2 separate regions of the Homo sapiens genome follow, and region 2 is linked to region 1. A link is a loop called in an ENCODE intact Hi-C map of the cell type or tissue named here. Cell type or tissue: ascending aorta. All regions are shown on one strand. Each heading gives the region's core, and the rest is flanking DNA. Links, peaks and the distances in the headings are about the cores only.

Evidence for each region. Hi-C counts contacts between places; a loop is a spot of excess contacts. Peaks named below come from ENCODE experiments on the same cell type or tissue, not always from the same donor. Only the 100,000 strongest peaks of a DNase experiment are listed, where the experiment ranks them.
Region 2: a loop joins it to region 1, with 2.3 times the contacts of the local background. A loop is called at or near these places in 6 of 110 quality-filtered maps.

The regions. Positions count from the first base shown.
Region 1 is chr7:95,864,752-95,877,472 of GRCh38, forward strand. DYNC1I1 (dynein cytoplasmic 1 intermediate chain 1) reads left to right here. Exons shown (of 17, transcript NM_001135556.2): 6 at 5,132-5,247. Among named protein-coding and RNA genes, the nearest start is that of DYNC1I1, 99 kb to the left of the region's middle. RefSeq lists an enhancer at 2,835-2,944. In ascending aorta, for the core only: a CTCF peak has its summit at 6,543 (motif pointing left); no DNase peak of the experiment used is centred there; H3K27ac peaks cover 1,123 bases.
Region 2 is chr7:95,764,884-95,777,604 of GRCh38, forward strand. It overlaps DYNC1I1 (dynein cytoplasmic 1 intermediate chain 1), which reads left to right and starts at 7,671. Exons shown (of 17, transcript NM_001135556.2): 1 at 7,671-7,890. RefSeq lists an enhancer at 11,717-12,721. In ascending aorta, for the core only: no CTCF peak of the experiment used is centred there; DNase peaks (open chromatin) are centred at 7,688 and 8,578; H3K4me3 peaks cover 2,322 bases; H3K27ac peaks cover 2,000 bases.

The DNA of each region.
Region 1 (12,721 bases), core at 2,285-10,284:
TTTACCTGGCTTGTTTCATAGAACTTCATAATGAAGTTCAAAGACGTCTGCCCATTCAGTGGCACTAAAGCCTCTAGAATAGCCTGGGATCTGATGGCAGGGTGGGGAAGCTCAAACAGGTCTGCCTAAACAATGAAGTTTTCATCTCTCCACTCTATCTAGTATTTTTAAGCCAGTGATACTCAACCTTTAGCAGGCATCAGAATCACCAGAGTAAGGGGTTGTGGGGAAAGGGGGAAGGTGGACAAGCTTCCTAAAACAGATTGCCAGACCCCAACCCTGAAATTTCTGACTCAGTGGGTTGGGGTGGGGACTGTGAATTTGCCTTCTAACCGTCTCCCAAGTGGCACTGCTGCTGGTGGGGTCAGGCACCACACTTTGGGAATCTCTGCTCTAGGATTTCTCGAATTTTGGTTTACTCTTGGCACAATTAATCCAAATATATGAAGCTTTATTGTACTGCATAGGTGATATTGAATGTTTGTTTTCCCACGGTTACTTAAAGCATTATAGTTCAGTAATTTTAAAGTTTCAATAAACCCTTTTATTTTACCAAGGTGAAAATACACCACATGATTTTAAAATGATGCCGTGTCAACCAGGACATACATAATTTGAGTCTCAATTTATATTTCTACATTGTTTCTACCTTTTCTCCTTCTCTTCCCTTTTTTCCTCTCTACCTTCCTGCCTCAAACATTTATTTAGTGCCTGCTATGTACCTGACGCTAAACTAAGGCCCAGGGTATGGCATAAATTAGTAAGGGATAAATAAGTATCTTTGCAGTCTAGTCATGGGTGAGAGACATGAAAAAGAAGTGAATACGGTCATGTGTCACATAATGATATTTTGGTCAATGACGCACTGTGTATTATGGTGGTCCTGTATGATTATAATACTGTATACTTACTGTACCTTTTCTATTTTTAGATACACAAATACTCAACCATTGTGCTACAACTGCCTACGGTATTTAGTACGGTAATATGCTGTACAGGGTTGTAGCCTAGGAGCAATAAGCTATCCCATCTAGCCTAGACGTATAGTAGGCCATACCATCTAGGTTTGCGTAAGTGCGGTCTGTGATATTTGCACAATGACAAAGTTGCCTAACATGCAATTCTCAGAAGGTGTGCCCATCATGAAGCCACACATGACTGTACAGTGACATGTACCAAGGGCTATGGCAGCAGTATCTGGGTGTACAGTGAACAGGGCATAAGCTATGCAGGAGGGGTGGTGGGATGGCAGGAAAGGTAGCACAGAGTCGGAACTGAGGAACCAGCATAGAGTCTGCAGCCTAACTAGAAGGCACGGGAACTGCAGTGGTATGAATGCCACAGTGTTGTCTTGCTCTTCCTCCTTTGCTTAGTTTAACTTAGAGAAATCCCTAAGCAAAAGGTCTTTGCTATGAAAGGACGACACCTTCTGGTCATCCTTTCTGGACTGGCTAGGGCTGGGAGTGATTGTATGGTACTTAACTCAGAAACATAATCCTTTCATTATGTCCTAACAATCTAAACCAGGCTACTTCTCAATAATTCTTTCTCATGCTTCTAAAATGACCACACGTGCTTGGACCACTATATTAGGTTTTAAGAAGCATGCCTCAATGAGTGGATGGTCATAAGGCATTAGAGAACACGCAGGAAAACAAGGTTTTTAAGTATAGTTTCAAAGTTTTTAAGTACATGGCCCTGGGACTTACTCTTGCATAGAGCCAAAGCCCAACTCTGTCACTACCTTTGTGATTTTGGAAAATTTCTTAACATCACTTGAACCTCAGTTTTCTCATCTGTAAAATTGGAATATGAGATAAAATTTTAATGAGGATAAAATAAGATGATGTATGAAAAGCGTCTGGCATATTGTAAGTCCCTGGTTACTAAAACAGCAGCAAAATAGGCACAAAGAATAGAAGCATTTGATATAAATGCAGCTTCATCCATCCAGAGATCATATGGAAAGATACAGTAATCTACCAGTACCCTCTAAGAAGTGTTATAAGGAATTGCTTTAAAATTATAAATTATTTGAGACAGATTCACCCTCAAGCCAGAAGAACCACAAGCTTATCAGTGTGTCAGATGATCAGTACATTGGGAAAACCTAATGATGACAACTCAGCTTTTATTTTGATGTCTTAGGTACAAGTCAGACCCTGAACTCACAAACATAGCATCAGTGAAAAACTGGTTGAAACTTTTCAATGGTTGTTGAGAAAAGAAAAGGTTTTGTTTTAGTGGGATAAACACACTTACTCCACCTACGTTTTGAAAACAGATGTTTCAAAGGAAAAGAAGTTAAGGAAAAGCAAATGAACTCTCCCAAGCAGCCACATCCTATCCATGTGCCCATATAAAGAAATTAGGAGTATGATTCTCATTTTGTTGTCAGAGATCATCTTCAACTCTACTATCTTAAGGAATCTTTAATGTAGGACACTCCTAAATCTGCTTTCTCTGATTTTCTTTTACAAATATAAACATTATTATAATCATCAGAACAGATAAAGTAGAGCTGCTTGAGCCAAGAGCCACTTGATATATACCAGGCACTAAACTAAGTGCTATGTAAGCATTAGCTTCATTCAGTCCTCACAACTCAATGACAGGTACCCATTTTACAGATAAGAAACATGAGGCTTAGAGAAGTTTGTCACTTGTCCAAAGTTTTCCCCTACCATTCAGCTGTATGTTCAAAGCAGAACTATGAACCCAGTTTCAGAATGAGTGCATGACATCACCATTGTGCTGTATGGTCTCACCTGCTGGTTTCAGTCCGCCATGGTGGAGTATCAAATTACACATCAGCCTCCTGTTGCCCAGCACCTGTTGCTGGTCCCAAACGAGATAGGGCTGCAGCTTACGTCATGTTAGCAGGATGCCCTGAAATCCCTGCCTGTAGAGGTAGCTACCACTTAACCAGAGCTGGAGCTCCCTGGGTCTCATGCAGGTGCCCAGGGCAGTTGAGGGTTTAGGGTGATCTCTCTGTGCTCAGGTGGCCTCAATTTGAAGTGGATTATTTTCCACTTCCTTGTTTATAATAAAGACTGATCTACTGGGGCCTCAGAAAGACACTGGGCTACTAAGCAGCGGAGAGGCTTTGCCTCAAGCAGTCCTGCAATGTCTTTTCATGTTTTCTTCTTTAGGTGCTTCAAGAAAGACCCACTTCAGGCAGGAAAACATTCTTTTCTGACCCAGGGAGGTTTTAAAATAATACCTTGAATGTCTTACTTTGAAACTTTGAGGATTTTCCCTCATTTGGTGATTTTGTTTCTGATATATGGTATGTGCTTTCCCCATTTCTGTGTAAGAAGGGAGCAAGGTTTGTCACTTGTGCAAAGCTCAGCCTGGGCCCAGCCTGGACTCTCTTGCATTCTGTGTCCCAGAGCTCCCAGTGAAACAGGCCCATGTGGTTCAGGCCTGCGTGGAGCCTGGGCTCCAGTCACGGTCACTTAGAACACAGAGACAGCCAGCGAGGCTTGTCCTCTAACCAGCGTTTGTTTGTTTATTTGCTTGTACCTACTTTGAGCACATCTTAGATCTCATCTCAATTGTGTTAGTAACTCATAGACAAGAAGAATTTTTGTTTTCCTACAGTGTTTGGGAAATTGTATGTGAAAATTCCTAACTGTGCCATGCATTTTCTCACTTTATTCCTATTAATAATAATTTAAAGAAAAAGAAATAAGGCTGTGCCATCCGCTAGTAACAATTAAGGACAATAATATGCATAGAATATACTTCTGTTGCTCCTAGAGAGCTAGGGAATGCAAGATTTTGGCTAAATGGGTAGTATACCTTTTTTTTCTTTTTCTCCCACAGAGACGCATGCACTCCATGCCTGGAAATTTTTAGAAATAGAATATGTCCAATACTAATAACATAATAACTATATACTAAAAACAATGTTCCAGAAGCTGTTTTAAAATACATATGTTTGTAAATTATGTACATATGACTACATAATATATATGTGGCATATGCATTATGTGTATGTGGTACATAGACATTACCCATAACAATTAGAAAGTACCTCTGTCTCCGTTTTACAGATGAGGAAGCTGAGGCACAGAGAGATTAGTGACTTGTTCAAGATGAGACACACGCTGGTAAATGGTGGGGCTAGGGGTTATGTATTTAATCACCAGGTGATACTACTATACCTCCACGACTGGATGTTTCCTGGGTGTCTCAGGAGGCACTTCGATTTTTGCAGTAACTCAAGAACTCACCAGTAAGAACCTTAGTTAGGAGTTCGAGTTGGTAGGAAAACAACGGACCAAGACTCATAACCTTTCTTCTACAATTTACGAGTTGTATATACTTGGGCACATCTCTTAACGGAATCTCACTATCCTCATCTGTAAAATGGAGATTATAACATCTATCCACATACTTCATAGAGGTGTCATAAAGGCACGTAACATAATGAATCTAAAGACCCCTGAAAACCCTTGAAGTGCTACATAAATATTCAGAAATGGTTTCTTACATGGTCATGGTTAGGTCTGGAATGCTGTGCTAAGGCTTTATCACTCTGAGCCCAGTGCCCCCTTTCACTCATCTGTGCTATATCAATGTGTCTTTCAAGCAAATTCACATGCTAATCTGTGTTAGTTCCTATTCTGCAGAAATGAGAAGTGTTAAACTCATTCTTTAAATATAATCCCCTCACTGCTATGATAGAGAATGTGTTACACCATTAAAGAACCCACCTCTCTTTTTTTTTTTCAAATTTAAGAAGCATTACTTTCCTTTTCTCCTTCTTTCCTAAGAGACTAGAATCCTGTATTGCAAATGGAAGTTCCCTCAATAAATTTTAACTGAGTAGAATCTGGGATGCTCAGAATGGAAGAGGTCTCTTGTAAGCTGGACCAAGACTTTACAGATAGGAAAGCTGAGGGTCTTATCTGACATCACCCAGCCTATTAGGGCCAACGTGGGCCAAGAGCCCACGTGTCCTGACTTCCAGCCCAGAGCCAGTTCTGCTTCATGACCCTGCCCCTTGCACTCAGAAGCTGAGGGTATTTGTGGTTTGTTTGTTTTAGTGCTTTCTTTTATTACTGATAGCTCTTCTGCAAGGAATGCCTCCCCTCTCTAAGCATTTATTCTTTGTTACTTACAGAAGAAGACTGCATAAACTGGGCGTGTCAAAGGTCACCCAAGTGGATTTCCTGCCAAGGGAAGTAGTGTCCTACTCAAAGGAGACCCAGACTCCTCTTGCCACGCATCAGTCTGAAGGTAAACTATGTCTTTGGCTTACTTTCCATATTATCTCTGGAGAAATCGCTGGGAAGTAACATCTTTCTTGTTGATTTCCTCTTACCATAAGAGCTCTTCATGGGATACAAACATAATGACACTGAAAGCCAAAGCCTCTTCTGAGTTTGAAAGCTATGGAGAGGGAACTCGGTGATACTCTTCCAAGTGACCTGGCAACTTTAAATTAGATAAACTAAAGAGGTTTATCTCACTACATCGAAATCATGTGAGGAGAACAAAAATCATCAAAGAACAATGTAATAGAAACAGTGCTGAATTTTATCAATAAGAATACATTAAGCATACATTAAGAATCTTAAGCATACATTAAGATTCATCATTTACATGGCTTAGCAAACTATAGCCCACCCACCTGTTCCTAGAAATAAGGTGTTGTTGGAATACAGCTATATCCAACCATTGACTTCTGTGGTTACTTTCTTGCTGCAGTGGCAGGGTTGAGTAGTTGTGAAAGAGACCTTATGGCTCACAAAGCCTAAAATCTTTATTATAACCTGGCCCTTTACAGAAAACCTTTGCTGACCACTGATTTGGTTTGCCAATTGAGGTAACAACACACGAGAGTTTCTGACCACAATTTAAAAGTATTTTCCCATGCAAACTCCACATAGGTGAATGGAAATTGAACTCCATACCTTCTTTGTGTATGCCAGAAAAATATCAAGTGAAAAAGTCACATACGGGTATCAGAGAATCATAAAAATACACTCATGAGAGAAGTCGAAGTTGATAAATACTTCCTAGAATTCAAAACTTTATCAAAGCAAGATTATGCAAAAGCAGAAGAGGGAGATGTATTTTGAAAATAGGGTAAGTGAAAGTTTCATTGTTAGAGGCTAACGTTGTTATAGCAAAGCAAATACTCTTTTTACTTTATGTTATTTTATTCTTCGGTGGGTGAAGAGGATGTTGGAATTCTGGGTTCCTTGTTGCTATGTAGTAAGTATGGACAAAAGCCATGAAATGCAAAAATGATTAGCATTTCCCCCTTAGTGATTTACCGGAAATATAAAAATCAGTGCATTTTTGTTTATGCAAGCTACAGGTTTTCAGTTTTGGTTCTAAATAAATAACGCCAAAAGCAAAGTGAATCAGATTCCTTGAAGTCCGGGGTGCCGTTAGGCATTCTGAAAATCTTGCCTATACAAGCTGTTGTGGGGACAGTTCTTCAGTAGCAGGGCCTCCATTTCTCAAGCCCCAGTGAAATGAATTTTAGAAGCAAACAAGTAGCACCCTCTGCTGGTGAGCTTTTAAACCAACCAACCCAACAAATGAGACCTGTATATTAACGTGGCTGAAAATACAGTTAGCGAGGGGGAAAGAAAGAAAAGAAAAAGAAAATACAAAATTAGAAAAGCCTGTGAGAGTTCACCTAGTCTATCCTTGGGCCTCCAGACAAGAACAGGAAGATCGTTAAAAAACATCCTCACCACCCAACCAAAACATTTGTTTGACTTAATTTGCTGCCAGAGGTATTTGCAGAGCTGTAGCTGGAGGCATGTTTATTTAGCCCAAAACTTGACCCATAGCATAAAGTTATACAACTGAAATAGGAGAAGGAGTGAATTATTTTTTAAAATGTGTACTTAAGATATTGGAAGTGGTAAAGAAATATTTACAAGGGAAGATAAATTAAGGATGAAAAGGCATCAGCTCTAAAGTTTTAAACTGGAGCACATCAAAAGGAAAAGGCTGTACATTCCATTTTATTACTGCAAGGAGAGCTTGGGAGCCCTCATTATGCTGTGGTCCAAGCAGCAGGAAAGGGGGAATTTATTTCTCAGCTATTGGCAGAAGTTCTTTCTGTTTTGTTCACAAGATCCATCAAGCTTTTTTGTGGTGAAGGGCATTTACATGGTTCAGATTACAATACAGAACCCAAAGCTAGCTACCATAGTTCTTGACATTTAAGCAATCCTGGATGGATTTGGACAGAAAAACCTTTCAATTTGGGTTCAGCAAACTGCCCCTCACCACAGGCGATGATGCCTTGACCCTTGGCTGCCGGCAGTCACCCGGCTGCCCGGCCATAGAGGGTGCTGGTGCTCACTTTCACCTGCTGTGGGGAGGTGGTTGGCAGGAGAGCTGCGTGGAGCAGTGGACAGTTGGCACTGAGGTTCTACCATGCGGCAGATGTGGGTTGGCTCCACTGTGGGGTTTGAGCCATGGCAATGTTTTCATGAAAACTGCGCCTTTCAGCGGCAGGAAACAACTACGGAATTTTATGACACAATGAGGCTCTTGGGTGGCTAACATTTGAAGCTCTGGCATATATAACATCCACTTTGGCTTGCTGTTGCCCACAATGTAAGAAGGCATGCTGATTATTTTTTGTCATTGTTTGACTGTGGACAGTTTAATGATAATCAAACTAATGATCTCAGAGCATTGATTTGTTCTGCCTCTAATGGATTCTAGTGCATTCAAGTTCTTACACATTCCCATTTTACTTTTGAAAATGAAGGGGAAGGCACTTTGGATTTGCCCAAGCTTAAGCATCCTTTCTGTACTGTGCACCGTAATGAACATTCTCATCATAGTAAGTATTAATTTTTGATCATAATGATCTGTTATGAGAAACACTCCAGACAGTGATATAAATAAGCAAGATTTAAGTATAAATTCTCCATGAATACTGTTCTTTCAACAAGGTTAGACCTTCCTTCTCTGCAGGGAAAGAAGGCCAAGAATGGCCAACACTGACTTGGAGAAGGATACCTTTGCCCCAATATATTTGAAACACATAATTTTATTCCCAAGTAGCAAGAAAGGAAAACGAAATTATGGTCCCCTCCAAGGCTGCCTCTCTGTTGCCTATTATGAACCCATTTCTGTACCAACCATGAGGTCCTGGGCTTAGGGAGCCAGTCTTTTGCATCTTTATTATAGTGAGTGAGTGCATGGCTTATCCTGAGTACCCAAGAAATGCTGTTGAACGACAAAGATAATGCCAGACATCTCTAGAAACACCAAGTTCACTATGTTCCCCCTGGGGGAATGAGAATTTCTTAATCTGCTGGAAAGATGCAAGCCACACTGGAGGAAGGAGGAGGAAATTTCTACAACCTGGTACATAATCATAGTTTGTTTTGATAGTCACCTGGTATCTTGTGGTCAAGGTTTAATCTCTACTCAGGCCCAGTAGCAAACCAAGACATCTCTCTCAAAGGGAGAGTAATGCAATAAAGAGGCCACATTATTATTCTAAAATCTAAGCACTTCTTCTGAGACTCACCTCTTAGGGACATTTGTTTGATTTGCCATAGACACTTGGGGCACCATTGGGTCAGCTGGACCATAATTTCCAAGTAGTATAGCCATTTGAAAGAAAAACTTTCAAACCACTGGGTAAATGGATTGAATAAATAGGTGCAAATGTTGAACATGTTGCCTGCAAAACCCAGAATGACCCACTAAGCATTTCGACTCTTAATATTAGAGAATTAAGGTATTCACATATACTTTGGAGTTTACCAGATGACTAGACCAATAGAGACTTTCTTAAGGTAGCGAGTACTTATGTTTTCAAAGATTTTTCCTCCATCCTCTGGCCTACATAATGTCTTAACTAGGTCTTAAAGATACCAGCTACAGCTTCCTCTCCAGGTCCTGCTGACATGATGCTCCATGTTGAAGGTGAGATTGACAAGGGCTACAGATAGAGAACTGGCTCAGCCCTGAGGTAGGATGATGAAGATGCAAAGAGAAAGGCTGCAGGTCTTTGGCTGTCAAGCAAGGCTTAGTGTAGAACATGGTTTGGAGGTACTCCCAGGCCTCCGTATTCTTACCTACATTCAATTTCCCATTATTTCCTGATCATTGCTGTCACTTTCACATAAGTCACCTGGTGACACTAGCAATTCCACAGACCTTATTCAGAAACCCACAGAATTTAAACTTTGCATTTGACTTTGACATTTTTGTAGATACTTATCACAAGCAGAGAAAGTCCATGGGTCTATGCCTAGATCTAAAATATAGAGACTTCAACCTGTCATCTATTTCTTACAGCTGTCCAGTCCCATTAGAAGTATCCACCTCATCCTAGTGTCTTTAAATTCTTCATGCCACTCACACTATTCAATAGCAGTGAAAATTTGATCCCCTAAATCCTTCTTTTCAACGGACACTTCATTAAAGATCACCATAGAAGAAAAATTATGTAGCTATTTGTTACAGCTGACAGATTCCCATTCCTGAACTCTTACTGAATTTTTATTTTCTTTAGCATCAGCTATGGCAGATAACCAACATCAGCTTCCCACGTGACTATCTCCTGATGGTAGTTTCTGTACCAGACTGAGTTTGTGGTTGCTGACAATAGAAACTAACTCTAATTAAGTTTAAACAGAAAAAAAGGTTTGTTGAGAAGATATGAGATACTTGATAGAATTGACAAAAGAAAAAAAAGCCAGAGCATTAGGTTTGAAATAAAAAGTAAATTAGGTAGCTGCTATCGACTGGATTGTGTATCCCCACAATTCATATATTGAAGGCTTAACCCCTAATACGACTATGTTTGTAAATAGGGTTTTTAGGAGGTAATTAAGGTTAAATGAAGTCATAAGGGTAGGATCTCTAATTGGTGGCCTTATTAGAAAAAGAAGAGAGAGAGAGAGAGAGAGATCTTTCTCCCTGTGTGTGTGTTCACCGAGGAAAGGCCATGTGAGGACACAGCAAGAAGGCAGCTGTCTGCGAGCCAGAAAGAGAGCTTTCACCAGAAAATGAACTGGCTGGCACCTTGATCTTGGACTTCCCAGCTTCCAGAACTGTGAGAAAATAAATTGTCCTTGTTTAAGCCACCCAGTTTATGCTATTTTTCATGGCAGCCTGAGCAGACTAAGACAGCAGCTAACACAGCAAGATCATACCAGTTAACCTTCCTGGTTAGAAGACCTGAGCCTCCTGACTTCCGGTCACTGGATACTCTCTGTTAGGCTCATGATTTAAACTCTGTAGTCACTGCTGGCTTGGAAACCTCTAACTCTCTCTGCCTCTTGACAGTGTTCCCTCAAGGGAGTCCATTAGCCAGGACTAGGTTACATGCCCCTGTGTCAGCTGTGAGGGACAAGGCAGAGAAATAACTGCCCAAGTTCAGCTTCCCATAATGTTTGGGGATGCTATGACTCAACTTTGATCTATTTTTATATCCTTCCTTTTAGAACAATGGGTGTTTGGATGCTAAGTGGCCAAGAATATATATTGGAAAAATGCCCACTTTGGTGTAAGAAAAAGAAAAAAAAGGGAGGTAAAGAGAAAAATAATATTTATTATGTGTTCAGCACACTCATATACATTATTACGCTTGCAGCATTGCTAGAATTTACTCACCTTATAAATCAGAGGTGCCGAGAGAATGCAGTTCCTTTATTTTATCTGCAGCCATTTATAATACCACTAGTTGACATGGAGAAAATATACAAAATAAACAACTTTAGTTCACTCTCATCTTTTAAACCGTCCCTGTTAGTATGTTCCATTAATCTTGGGTAGAAATGCCCAAATTCATAGAGTCCCCCTCTCATCTGCATCTCTCTCTGAGATCATGGTCAATTGTAGAGGGAAGAAAGATGAGGTTTACATGATCTAATGGCCTTGGTGGAGATAGGGAGGATGAGGGACTCTGGCCTTGTGCTAGTCCCTGGCAGCATGCTGGCTGACATCTGTTGCCCTCTGGCATGATGTCCTTTGTCCACCTGGGCACTGGCACCCTGTGTTAGAGTGTGTAGCTGGTGAACTTGTGATTTGTTCTTTTGGCTTAGTTTGGCAATGTTCCTAGGGAGCATTGGCTATCTCTCTTTTGATGATTTAGTCTCCTCTCAGCTGTCATGGTCTCCAGACCTTGAGTTGATGCCTTGTCCTTTCTCCATCCTAGAGGTCTACCTTCAGCCCATGCCATGCCTTTATCCACCACAGCAGATCTCTTGGCATACTGACTCTCGCTTTGGTGCCCATGCCTCAGAATATTTAAGGGAGATCCTCACCTGTTCTTTTCTCAGTCTTATCATGCCAGTCACCCCCAGGGAGGCTCAGATGCCTATGGTGAATAAGATCTATTGCATGGTGGTCTCTTTTCAGATTCCCAAAAAAGGAGTGTGGTTCAAGAACCCTGTGCTCATTCCTCCTCTTAGTTTAACACTCCACCTCTCCTAATGCTTCCCCCAGAAAGTGAAAATCCAGATATATCTGAAACTTTGTCTCTTCTTCCGAAATGCTCCTATCTGGAAATAAATTCCCCTGTTTAACTTCCTTCAATTTATATCTTCATTCTACCATGGAGTCTCAAGGTTTTACTGTTCTGGACAGAAGGAGTGATCTTGGTAGTTATTGATATTTTAAATGGTAAGGAAAAAAACTGGAATATCCTTTCTCCCTCAATTAAACTTGGCTCTCAAACTACAGTGGGATTACAAAATTCAATGTTTTGAGATGGAAGCTGAGTTTTACCTTAGCTGTTTTATTTTCATTCTATATCAAATTCTAATCTCTCTACTGGCAAAAAAAATGCCCTAGGTACACTAGGGTGAATATCATTACATTCACAAAGACAAACAGAAAAGCATATTAATAATTTTCAAATATAAGCCCCGCTACACACAAAAATTATTTTTGCCTACCTCTCATAATCAATGACACAGTCAAGAAATAGCAGAACTAAATAATATTACAAGGCATAGCAAACCTTTAATTCCCTGGAGAGTAACAACTGATATGTTGACTTACTTAAGAAACATCTAAGGTTCCACTTCCAGCATAAAGTAGACACAAGAGATAGAGCACATGGGGCATGTGAGATGGTCCATGAATCTACTTCCCAGTAAAATTGGTAAAAATGATAACAACAACAAAACCGCACAACTATTTAAAATATCTGGGAGCAGTCCTAATAGCATATAGCAAGTAAAAAAAAGAAAAAAAGAAAAACATTTATCTAATAAAACTAATCACAACTTGGTAAAAACAGGAAGATTCTATGGTATTTGAACCATACTCCATTCCCTCCTTGCCCCCAATTCAGCTTTAAGGAAATTACTTCAGGTGGATGCAGCAGAAAACACAGGGCTACCTCTCCTGCCAGCTCCCACTTGGAGAGCTATTGTATCTTCCTGGAAGAGGCAAGACATTAGCATTTCTCATACTGCCCCAGCTACTTGTTTCAGAAGATAAGTTCCAAGCAAGTGTGAGTACAAGGTGGGGACTCCCTTTTTTCAGCCCAACACTAACTTGAGGGATGGAGATTTTACCTTGGCTTCAACATGCTGAGAACATGGGACCCCAACTGTCTTCTCCATGGCTCATGTGTAAAGCAGAGGTTTCATGGTGGGAAAAGCAAGCTAAGTAGACCAGAAGCAATAGCAGTACCCTACTCTCCCACACAGCCAGCTGCTAAAGCAAGGGTGTCACTCAGAAAGAAGTGTGCCATTGTCCCCTC
Region 2 (12,721 bases), core at 3,064-11,063, 99 kb before region 1:
TTGCAAATGCTATGTAAATAGTTGTTATACTGTGGGGATTTTTGTATTCTTTTTTTACTGTTATATTATTATTTTTTCCAAATATTTTCTATAAGCAGTTGATTGAATCTGAGGATGCATAACCTGTGGATACACAGGACCAACTAGACTGTATGCAATATGATTCCAACCATATAACATTCTGGAAAAGGCAAACCTCCAGAGACAGTATAAAAATCAGTAGATTCCAGAGGATCGGAAGGAGAAAGAGAGGGACAAATGGGTAGAGCACAGAGGATTTCTAGGGTAGTGAAACTGTTGTGTGTGTTATTGTAGTGATGGATACATGATATTATGTGTCTGTCAAAAACTCACATAACTGTACAACACAAACTGTGAACCGTAATGTAAACCATGGACCTTAGTTAATAATAATGTGTCAATAATGGCGCATAAATTATAACAAATATACCACACTAATACAAGATGTTAATAATACTGGAAACTAAGAGGGAGGAGGGTTAGAGAGAGGGTAGTGTATGGGAACTCTCTGTACTTTCTGTTCAATTTTCTGTAAACCTAGAACTGCTCCAAAAAATAAGGCCTATCAAAAAAGAGAGAGAGAGAAGTATATGCCTCTTTTTCTGCTTGATCTCTAACCCCATTCTCAAATACCATCATCATTTGTTGAAACATAGCTAACTATACACACACCCTCAGAATCTCTTCAACAAGGCCTTCCATTCCAGACTGAAAACTGAAAGCATTTTTTTTTTTTTTGAGATGGAGTCTCACTCTGTTGCCCAGGCTGGAGTGCAGTGGTGCGATCTTGGCTCACTGCAACCTCTGCTTCCCAGGTTCAAGTGATTCTCCTGCCTCAGCCTCCTGAGTAGCTGGGATTACAGGTGCCCGCCACTATGCCTGGTTAATTTTTGTATTTTTAGTAAAGACAGGGTTTCACCATGTTGGTCAGGCTGGTCTCAAACTCCTGACCTCGTGATCTGCCCACCTTGGCCTCACAAAGTGTTGGGATTACAGGTATGAGCCACTGCGCCCGGCCTGAAAGCATTCTTAATTGGAATTTACTTTTCCTTTTTCAATCTTTCATGGCAAATGTCTGCCATTATTGTACCTTTGTTAGTCTGCTTGGTATTAAAAGGCAATTACGTGTTTTCATTAGATTTTGAGCCTCTGGAAGATAGAGAACATCCATTTCTTATTCATTTCTAGGCCCGTAGTCAATATTTGTACCATGCCTGTGTACACAAAAATTAAAATAATTTAAAACTTATTTATTGTCATAAAAACATAACACTAAGTTTACCAACTTAATCATTTTAAAGTGTATGGTGCAGTAACTTTAAGTACATTCACATTGTTGTGCAACAAACCTCTAGAATTGTTCACCTTGCAAAACTGAAATTCTATACCCATTAATCACTAATTCCTCCATCCCTTTACCCCCAGTCCTTGGAAATTACCTTTATACAGGCGTACTTCATTTTACTGTGCTTACCAGAGACTGGCTTTTTTCCCCTACAAATTGAAGGTTAGTGGCAACCCTGCATTGAGGGAGTCAGTTGGTGCCATTTTTCTAAAAACATGTGCTTTCTTTGTGTCTCTGTGTCACATTTAGTAATTTAATACTTTGAAAAAATTTTCATAATTTTTCAAAATTTTTCACTATTATTTTATGTTATATTGATATATTATCAGTGGTCTTTGCTGTTACAATTCTTTTGGGGTACCATGAACCATGCCCACAAAAGAGGGTGAACTTAATCGATAAATATTGTGTGCATTCTGACTGTTCCACTGACCAGTCATTCTACTATGTTTTTCCCTCTCCTTGGGCCTTCCTATTTCCTGAGATACAACAATATTGAAATTAGGTGAACTAATAAACCTACAGTGGCCTCTAAGTGTTCAAGTGAAAGGAAGAGTCACATATCTCACTTTAAATCAAAAGCTAGAAATGATTAACCTTAGTGAGGAAGCTATGTTGAAAGCTAAGACAGACTGAAAGCTAGGCCTCTTTACACCAAATAGGCAAGTGTGAATGCAAAGGAAAAGTTCTTAAAGGAAATTAATAGTGCTACGCCAATAAATACAAGAATGACAAGGAAGTGAAATAGCCTTATTGCTGATATGGAGAAAGTTTTAGTGGTCTGGATAGAAAATCAGACCAGCCACAACATTCCCTTTATCCCAATCCAGATCAAGGCCCTACGAAGGCTGAGAGAGGTGAGGAAGCTGCAGAAGAAAAGTTGGAAATTAGCAGAGGTTGGTTCAGGAGGTTTAAGGAAAGAAGCTGTCTCCATCACATAAAAGTGCAAGGTGAAGCAGCAAGTGCTAAAGTAGAAGTTGCAGCAAGTTATTCAGAAGTTATAAAGATAAATGATAAGGTGGCTATACTAAACAACAGATTTTTAATGTAGACAAACAGCATTGTATTGGAAGAAGATGCCATCTAGAACTTGTACAGCTAGAGAGAAGTCAATGCCTGTCTTCAAAGCTTCGAAGGACAGGGTGATTCTCTTGTTAGGGGTTAATGCAGCTGGTGGCTTTAAATTGAAGCCAGTGCTCATTTACTATTTGAAAATACTAAGGTCCCTAGAATTATGCTAAATTTACTCTGCCTATGCTGCATAAATGGAATAACTAAGCCTAGATGACAGTACATGGTCAATGGTTCACTGCATATTTTGATCCCACTATTGAGAACTACTGCTCAGAAAAAAGGATTCCTTTCAAAATATACTGCTTATTGACAATGTACCTAGTCACCCAAGAGCTCCAATGAGATGTACGAGGAGATTAATATTGTTTTTATGCCTGTTAACACTACATTCATTCTGCAGCCCATGGATCAAGGAGTCATTTTGACTTTCAAGTTATATTACATAAGACATATATTTTGTAAGGCTACAGCTGCCATAGATAGGAATTCTGATGTATCTGGGCAAAGTAAGATGAAAACTTTCTGGAAAGAGTTCACCATTCTAGATGCCATTAAGAACATTCATGACTCATGGGAGGATGTCAAAATATCAACATTAACAGGAGTTTGGAAGAAGTTAATTCCAACCCTGTTATGGTTTGTTTATTTGTCCCCTCTAAATCTCATGTTAAATTGTAATCTCCAATGTTGGAGGTAGGGCCGGGTGGGAGGTGTTTGGATCATGAGGGCAGATCTTTTATGAATGGCTTGGTGCCCTCCCCATGGTAATGAGTGAGTTCTCACTCTGAATTCACAGGAGATCTGGTTGTTTAAAAGACTGTGGCACTTTCCTTCTCTCTCTTGCTCCCACTCTATTCATGTGATGCATCAGCTCCCCCTTTGCTTTCTGCCATAATTGTAAGGTTGTTGAGGCCCTCACCAGAAGCAGATGCCAGTACCATGCTTCTTGTACAGCCTGCAGAACCATGAGCCACAGTAAACTTCTTTTCTTTATAAATTACCCAGCCTCTGGGGTTCCTTTATATCAATGCAAATGGACTAATACAAACCCTCATGGATGACTTTGAGGGGCTCAAAACTTAAGTGAAGGAAATCACTGAAGATGTAATAAAAATAGCAGGAGAACTAGAATTAGAAGTAGAGTCTGAAGATGTGACTGAATTGCTGCAATCTCATAATAAAACTTCAATGAATGAGAAGTTGCTTCTTATGGAAGAGCAAAGAAAGTGATATACTGAGATGGGAACTACTGCTGGTGAAAATGCTATGAACATTGTTGAAATGATGACAAAGGATTTCGAATATTACATAAACGTATTTGATAAAGCAGTGGCAGGGTTTGACATAGTTCACTTCAGTTTTGAAGGTTCTGTGGATAAAGGGCTACCAAACACACACTGCATGCCTGTATCAAAATGTCTCCTGTACCTCATAAATACTAAATACCTTCTATGTGCCCATAAATTTGTTTAAATGCTATCAAAGAGCATGACATGCTACAGAGAAATCTTTCATGAAAAGAAGAATCAATGGATGAGGCAAACATCATTGTTGTCTTATTTTAAGACATTACCACAGCTACCCCACCTTCAGCAACAACCACCCTGATCAGTCAACAGCCATCAACATTGAGGCAAGACTCTCCACCAGCAAAAAGATTACAACTCACTGATGGCTCAAATGATTATTAGCATTTGTTAGCAATAAAGTATTTTTAAATTAAGACATGTATATGTTTTAGACATAATGCTATTGCACACTTAATAGGCCACAGTATAGTGTAAACATAACTATTATATACACTAGGAAACAAAAAAATGTGTATGACTCACTTTTATTGTGATATTTGGTGATGTGAAACTGAGCTCACAATATCTCCGTAGTATGCCTGCATTTTCTTTTTCTACAATTTTGACTACTTTAGATACTTCATATGAGTGGAATCATACACTATTTTACTTTTTGTAACTGACTTATTTCACTTACGACAGTGTCCTTCAAGTTCATCCACACTGTAGCATGTGACAGGATTTTCTTCCTTTTTAAATATAAAATTTTACTGTATGCATATATATTCCAAATTTTCTTTACTTATTCATCTGTTCATGAACATTTGGGTTGCTTCCACCTCTTGGCTATTGTGAATAATGTTGCATTGAACATGAATGTGCAAATATCTCTCTGAAATCCTACTTTGAATTATTTTGGTTAAATACTGAGAAGTGATAATATTATAACTAACTTTGAAATTGAGGGCTTAATTTGCTGTGGGCATACATTACAGGCTATTTGTCATGAATACAACTTGGCAAACTCAGGCCTTTTAAATCCTGACCTGGATTCTTTGAATGAACTTTAAACTTGTCTCTTAAGCTTTTGCTTGTTCAATCCTCTACCCGAAGATAGCCCCAGATGACTCTTCCCAAGTGTCATTCTCTACTCAAAGGCCTTTAATGATTCTCCATTATCTGCTCTACAGCCCTTCTCAAGGCCCCAGTTGGCTCTCCCATGAGTCTGTCATGATCCAAAAAGCTGGCCCACTCACTATTTGCTGAGTACACTTTGTTCTTTCTCTTCTTTGGAGCTTTGTTTACGCCTGAAAATGTTCTCTGCTCTTCATTTCTGCTCTAAAACCCTACCTATTTCAATACTATCTATTGTCATAATTCTAATTTCCTCCTTCCATCTCATCCACCCAAACCATTGTACTGCTTTGGGTATTTCCTTATTGTTTGTCCTTAATTATGTTGCCTTTACCTATCCTTGCACCTCCAACTGGATTTTAACCCCTTCAAGAAGAGGGATTATATTCTCTTTTTTAAATCATGTGAAGCTCCAAGCACAATGCTTTGCAGGTTGTGTGCGATGCAGTACAGGGGAGCCCCCAAATTAATTGGAGCTTAGCTCGCAAAGGTTCTTGGCTTTGCCCAGGAAAGAATTTAAGGGTGAGCCAGTGGTAGGGTTGAAAAGTACAGCTTTGTTGAAGTGGCAGTGTTACAGCTCTGATGGTGTTACAGCTCTGTGACTGTTCCTGCAGAGCAAGGCTACCCCACAGGCAGAAAGTAACAGCTCAGGGTAGTTTTGCAGTCATATTTGTACCTACTTTAATTACTTGTAGATCAAGGGGTAGTTTATGCAGAATTTTTAGGGAAAGGGTAGTAACTTCTGGGTCATGGGGTCATTGCCATGGAAGGGAGTGGTAACTCCTGGGTTTTGCCACGGCAGTGGTAAATTGACATGGCACACTGGTGAGCATCTCTTATGGAAAGCTGCCTCCGCCCCATCCCTGTTTTAGCTAGTCTTCAATTTGGTCCAGTGTCTAAGTCCCAGCTCCTACTTCGTGGGCACTCAACAATGCCATGTTGAGGCCAGGCATGGTGGCTCACACCTGTAATCCCAGCACTTTGGGAGGCTGAGGCAGGCAGATCACTTGAGGTCAGGAGTTCGAGACCAGCCTGGCCAACATGGAGAAATGCCATCTCTACTAAAAATACAAAAATTAGCCGGGCTAGGTGGTGTGCACCTGTAATCTTAGCTACTCAGGAAGCTGAGGAAGGAGAATCGCTTGAACCCAGGAGATGGAGGTTTCAGTGAGCCGAGATTGTGCCACTGCATTCCAGCCTGGGCATCAGAGGGAGACTCTGTCTCAAAAAACAAACAAACAAACAAACAAAACAACAACAACAACAAAAGCAATGCCATGTTGGAAAGACCAAAATACAAAGTAGTTAAAGTACAAGCTGCAGATGAATGGGAATTCAAATCTCAGCTAGATCACTCAGTGGTTATGGAACTTGGGCAAGGGAGTTAACTTCTTTGACTCAAGTTCCTTTTCTGGAGGCATGGCATTCGTTATATGTACTACATAATGTTATAGAAAAGTTAAAGAAAAATGTATGTAGAATTGACATGTATTAAATATTCAGTCACGGTAGTGGCAAATATTTATTTCCTAGATTTTTCCTTCTGGAATACCTTGAATACCTTCTACCTAGACATTTAACCTCTTCATTTCTAGCCATAGTTACAATCGCAGTAGATTAGCCAGGGAGGCCAAAGTTTTAGAATAAGGATGGCCATTTACAGATGAGTATGTATTCATACTGTATTCATACTAGAATCTGTATTTATTTTGAAATTACTGTAGTACTTGTGAATTAATAAGTTCATAAATATTTACTGAGTACCCATTATATATCAGAATGCTGTTCTAGATACTAAGAATACAGCAGTGAACAAGATAGCGTCCCTGCCCTCCACTAATTTACATTCTAATGTGTAAAAATACACCACAGATGTGCAAGAAATATGATGAAAAGCTCATCTATAAAATGATACCAAACCCCCTAACATCCCAAACTCAATTTTTTGGCCTTATAACTTAGCTGTTGTGGCAAGCTTGTTTTTTGCAGAGTCCAATAATAGTTACCCAGATTTTTTTTTGTTTCCCCGAGACGGAGTTTCGCTCTTGTTGCCCAGGCTTTGAGTGCAGTGGCGGGATCTCGGTTCACCACAACCTCCGCCTCCCGGGTTCAACCATTCTCCTGCCTTAGCCTCCCGAGTAGCTGGGATTACTGGCATGCACCACCACGCCCGGCTAATTTTGTATTTTTAGTAGAGACGGGGTTTTTTCATGTTGGTCAGGCTGGTCCCCCAACTCTCGACCTCAGGTGATCCGCCCTCCTCGGCCTCCCAAAGTGCTTGGATTACAGGCGTGAGCCACCGCGTCTGGCCAGTTACCCAGATTTTTAAAAGCTGGGACTTTAAGAAGCAATGTGAAGACAAGCTACACACACACCACACCACACACACACACACACACACACACACACACACAGACACACACACTTAATTCTTTTTTCTTCTAGAAAAATTGGGATCAATCAGACCTATAAGTCATTGTGTACAACAGGTAGATCTGAGCTTTATTTCTATTTAAATGACCTTAAGAAGTGTAGTTGCCTGGGAGTGAAAGTTGTTCAATGGTGGCATTTCAGCAGGAGCTCCCAGAATATTGAAGCTCTTCTCTTTGCAGCAACTGAGGTCTAAGTCCTACCGACGTTAGAGGGATAGACGAATTGACCTTTCCAGGTCCTCTGCTCGCCACCAGCCTACGGAGCGGCGCCACCCCCTCCTGGCGAGACCGGGCGCGGAAGACGCGGAGCGGAGGCCCTCCCTCAGGAGGGGCGCGGGCGTGGAGGGCGTGGGCAGGGGGCGGGGCGAGCCCCGCAGACTGAGTGCTCCGGGGAGCTGTCAGTGTCAGGCTCTGGGAGAGAGGAAGTGATCGCTCCCGGAGGAGCGCGAGCCGAGCGGCCGGCGCAGCGTGAGACAGCACATCCTGCCCGCGCCGGCCCCGCCACCTTCGGGAGCCGCCTGCACCAACGCTGCCGCCGCCCAGGAGCCGCCGCCGGCTCGGGGAGCCCAGTTCCGCCGCTGCCGAGCGCGTCCAGGTAAACTGGAGCGGGATGTCGCCGCTCCCCGGACGGCCGCCTCCGCACCTCTCCCCAACCCTCCCCACCCCGGTGTCGTCTGCGCTGGGAACCAGGCTGGAGCCGAGGCCCCTGCAGCCGCAGCCGGACCCTTGTCCTGGCCCCCTGCCCAGGCTCCTGCGTGCTCCGCTGAGCCCGAAGGCGGCCAAAGCCCCCCAGTGACACCCCCCTCTCGGCAGAGCCGAGAGACTAGGGCAGAGAAGGAAGGGTCGTGGTGTCACCACCTGGTCGCCCACCTTGTGGGCTGGGAAGGGCGTCCCAGTGCGCCCCGCCTCGGTCTTCCCCGGGGGAGCAGTGGGCGAGCGGCGCTGAAATCTGCACCCCTCTGGGCCACCGGCTGACTGCCCCTGGAGGAGGGGGAAAGCTGCAGAGGGAGGGGAAAGGATGCTGTTTGATTACATTTCGAGCTGTCTGCAAAGCTCTTAGATGCTGTCACTACCCTGCAAGTCGGAGGGAGCGAATTCACTTCCAGCAGGGCATTAATTAAACACTTCAAAGCGAGAAGATGCCAGTTTCTCTCTGCTGCGAAAAAGTGTGGCTGGGGGATGTTGTTTTGGTAAACACCTTCACGGCCGCCTGGCTCTCCTTCCCCCGCTCCCATTCGGAATCGCTCTGGCCTTATAAATCCGTGCGTCGTCATCATAAGGGCAGTGATCCTGGCAGCGCTGATGGGAACTGAGTGTGCGGGAGTCTCATGACTTGTACCTTGGCTAATAAGATTAAACAGAAGCCCAGGATCAGGACAGGAAATTACATAGGAGATCAGAGACTCAACAACATGCAGAAGATGGAATATATTCGCTATTCTGGCCTCTACTAATCCTAGGTAAGGGGCAGGAACAAGTAGCCAGCCATTTTCTTGCTTGGAATGCCTTTCAAGTGGGCATTGTAGACTTATTGTAGTTCAGAGTTGTGAAGAATTGCTTCCAAATATTCCAGATTAGCAAAAAGTATAGCTAACAGTAAGGCATAGGCAACTGCAGGTGACAACCCAACGCCTGATGTTAACACAGACATGGGTAACCAGTCTGTGTACATACTTTAATTGTGGAAATTATAGAGATATACGTTGATCAGTGTTAGTAAATTTGAAAAGGGAATATTCAGTGCAATTTGCAAGCTGAGGGTACTGGTGAGAATGTAATACTACCTCTAATTATTTAAAATGCCAAGTTTGTTCAAAAAGGTTTGGTGTGGAAAAAGGGGTCCTAACTCAGCTCTTTTGATCATATTTCTCAATAAAATAAAATCTGAAACACCTGCCACTGAGTTACCACATGTTCTCTTCATAAGAACTAACTCTCGAATATTTGTTTAGGTCTGAGGATCCAGTGCTCCAAGACCCATTCCTCTTAAAACCTCTAGCACCATCCTTGGGAAGTTTTTAGAATACAGTTGGGGGTCGAATGCAGGCTTTTCCAGCCTGTCAAGCTCTTAGCCCTGTTTCTGGCCCACAGCATCTCAGCATTTTACTTTGTCTTCCTTGTCTCAGGCCTCAGATACAAATGCACTTGCTTCCTCCTTCTTTGGACCTCTGAGATGCTGCAGCCGCTGGTGCACAGTCCCCTGGAGGAGGAGGGGCTGGCTTGCAGTCCTTCCCCACCCCCAGCCTTTCCTCCCTCTTTGCTATTGAAAACATGCATGATTGTTTTACTGTTAAAGCTTTAGGTAAATCACCAGTAGGGATATGAGCAGAGAAAATAAACTCGACCCGCAGGAAAAGGGGCAGAGTTCTTAAAGTAGTGGTCCATGGTCTTCAGTTTCTGACTAACTTCGAAGAGAGTAAGAAGTCACTTGGCATTTCAGTCACCATGTTTTATATCTCAGAGAAGGCTCTAGGGTCTTTCTTCCCAATCCCTCTGCTTCCAAAAATACTCCTTCCCGAGTCTACGTTTAATAAATGAGCCTTGCCTTTGATGACAGTGCTGAGTCAAGGATCCAGCCTGGGTGCTGCTCTGTCCATAAAAACAGCGATGTAGACCAGTCTTGTAAAATGCATGCCAAATCTGAAATCTAGGTACCCCTCTTAGTACAGACAGTGTGCACCGGCTTCATCCTGTTACCGTTTTCTCCAGTTTCTTTGTTGTTTAACGTAGCATCAAATGAAAAGGTCACATGCATCTGTTTCAAAATCTGTTTCAAACAAATATATTCCTTCATTACTTTATTCTCCCTACACTTGAAACAAAGATTGATAACAGTAGCTAAAATATATTGAGCACTTTACCAGGCATTGCATTTTAAAATACTTTCACAGGTGTTAACTTATTTAAACATCACAAAAATCTTATGAGGCAGATATTGTTTGTAATCCTGTTTTACAGATGAGGAAACTAAGACACAAAGGTGTCAAGTAACTTTTGCTCAGCTACTAAGTTGAGCAAGGCAGCATTTGAATCAAGGCCTGACTCCAGGCCAGGAGTTTTAACCTCTCTCTTCCGTACTATGAAACAATTACACTGGTTAATTTTCATATATTGAATACCAAGCTCTTCTCTTATCTCATTTTAATTCTTATATTAATCCTATGAAGTAGACATTATTATCCATATTTTCCAAATAATTAAATGAGTTAAATGACATACTCAACATCATTTAATAAATGGCAGAGGTAGGATTCAAATGAGATCTCTCCAAAGACTCTAAAACTAGGACCCATCCATTTTGGCTATTGTGCTGTGTGAGAGACAAAAAAGCGAGTGTATGTCTGTATCTTTCAGGTTTGCTCTCCAATTTCAGTGTGATCCATTGTTATTTTCTTAAAGCCACAAGTATAGCCGCACTTTTTGCCAGTTGATTGGTAACTGTGAATAATATATGCACACTCAAAGTAGACCCATGGCCCCTTAAAATAAATTATGGCATTGTTTTTGTCTCCTTAATGAAAGTAGCTGTTATACTTTGTGGATCTCAAATGCTGTGTAAATAGTTGCTACCTTAATCAGGGATCTCTTTTACTAGAAATCTTTGTGGCTTCTGCATCCCCTAGAGCATGTGAGAACATATATTCTCCTGGGAACTGTGCTGGAACTAGGAACTTCTAGAGTTGACTTTTTTGTTTTGAGAGTTAACTCAAATTAATTCAACTCTCATTTTTCTTCTTTGCAATGTATAAACCCTTGACGAGGTCCATGTAAAAGTTATTCCTCTTGACTGGGCACAGTAGCTTACACCTGTAATCTCAGCACTTTGGGAAGCCAAGGCAGACCAATCACTTGAGGCCAGGAGTTAGAGACCAGGCTGGAGGCTCGTGCCTGTAATCCCAGGCTACTCGGGAGGCTGAGACAGGACAATCACTTGAGCCCAGGAGGCAGAGGTTGCAGTGAGACGAGATTGCACCACTGCAGTCCAGCCTGGGCGACAGAGCAAGGCCCTGTCTTAAAAAAGAAAAAAATTATTCCTCTTGACAGAGACTTTTCATCAATATCCTGGACTTGTGTTCCTTGATTCCTCTCTGAGTGAGGCCTGGCCCCAGAATCTCAGAGTGAAGTTTCCATCGTAACATAGATACCTCTGCCTAGGTGCTAATCCTCATGAGCTCACATATTCATAAAACATCCTTGATTCTTTGTTGGAGGAACCTTCTTAAACAAAAACCCATAGATACTGTAAAAGGGAGGCATACGAATGGTTTTCAGATGGTCATTGAACCCACTAAAATTGAGGCAAATTTTCATGCATTTGTGCATAAATGTAGTTTTCTAGGGAAAAAATGGGGATATTGCTAACTAAAAATACAGGAAGAATCACTGGTTTACATATGCTGTTTAAAAAAGGGGAGAGGAGCAGAGGTCACTCTGCTGAAATGTATCGAAGACAAAGCCAAGCTATCCTACCAGTGGCAGCCAAAAATAAAATGTTCTTGGCTATCAGGACATTTTTGTGGCATTTCACCAGGAGTCCAGGTGGCAGGTATAGCAAACATCAACTGACACTGAGTCAGGCCTGCAACTGAGTCAGGCCTCCAGGCGTGGCAGGCAGTCCTAGCTTGGCTTGTCATTCATTGAGAATCTCCCCTGTGCATAATCAGTGCTTTATAGATGTGTTAGTTCATTGAATCATCCCAACATCCCTGTAAGGTGGACATTTTTCTCTTTCTTTGACAAACAAGGAGATGCTTGGAGGGATTAAGTCACTTGGTCAAGGCCATATGGAGCCAGATAGTGGAAGGGCTGGATTTGAAATGCAGGTGGGCCTGATTCCAAAGTCTGTTTCTTCTCTTCCTACCATAGCTCATAGTTTCTCTGCCTGTGTGGGACACCAAAAAAAGTATTGTTTAGTGTAGCTTTTTATTGTGGCAGGACTAAGAGTCCCTCAAGAAATATGTTCACACACTGATAGGAAAAGCCTAAAATATTATCAAAGGAACAACAACAAGTTGTATGTCTCCCAGAGTGGCAGAAGAAAAGCAAGCCCTGCTTTAACTTAAGGTGAGTTGAAACTCCACACTTTTGCTTCCCCCATCGCCAGGTGTCTTGCCGAGTACCAAATGCACAGCAGCCCCCACCTAACACAGCCTGAAAACTATCTTGCAGGGGTAACTGTAAATCAAAACTTTATTCACTGCAAAGATGAATTTACTTTAAGGCTGTTCTGTCCTCTGAGGCTTCCCTGATACAGCAGCTGTGTCATGATCCGGAACACTGACTTGCTTCTAAATCCTGGGAGGGGCACTACTTACCAGATGACTTACGTGCTCTTTAGTTTTCAGTTCATACTGGTCTTGAAATCCTCTTTAGCAGCTGTTCTTGCTTCCAAATTATTATTTAAGCGCTAACAGTTTTCCGCTTAC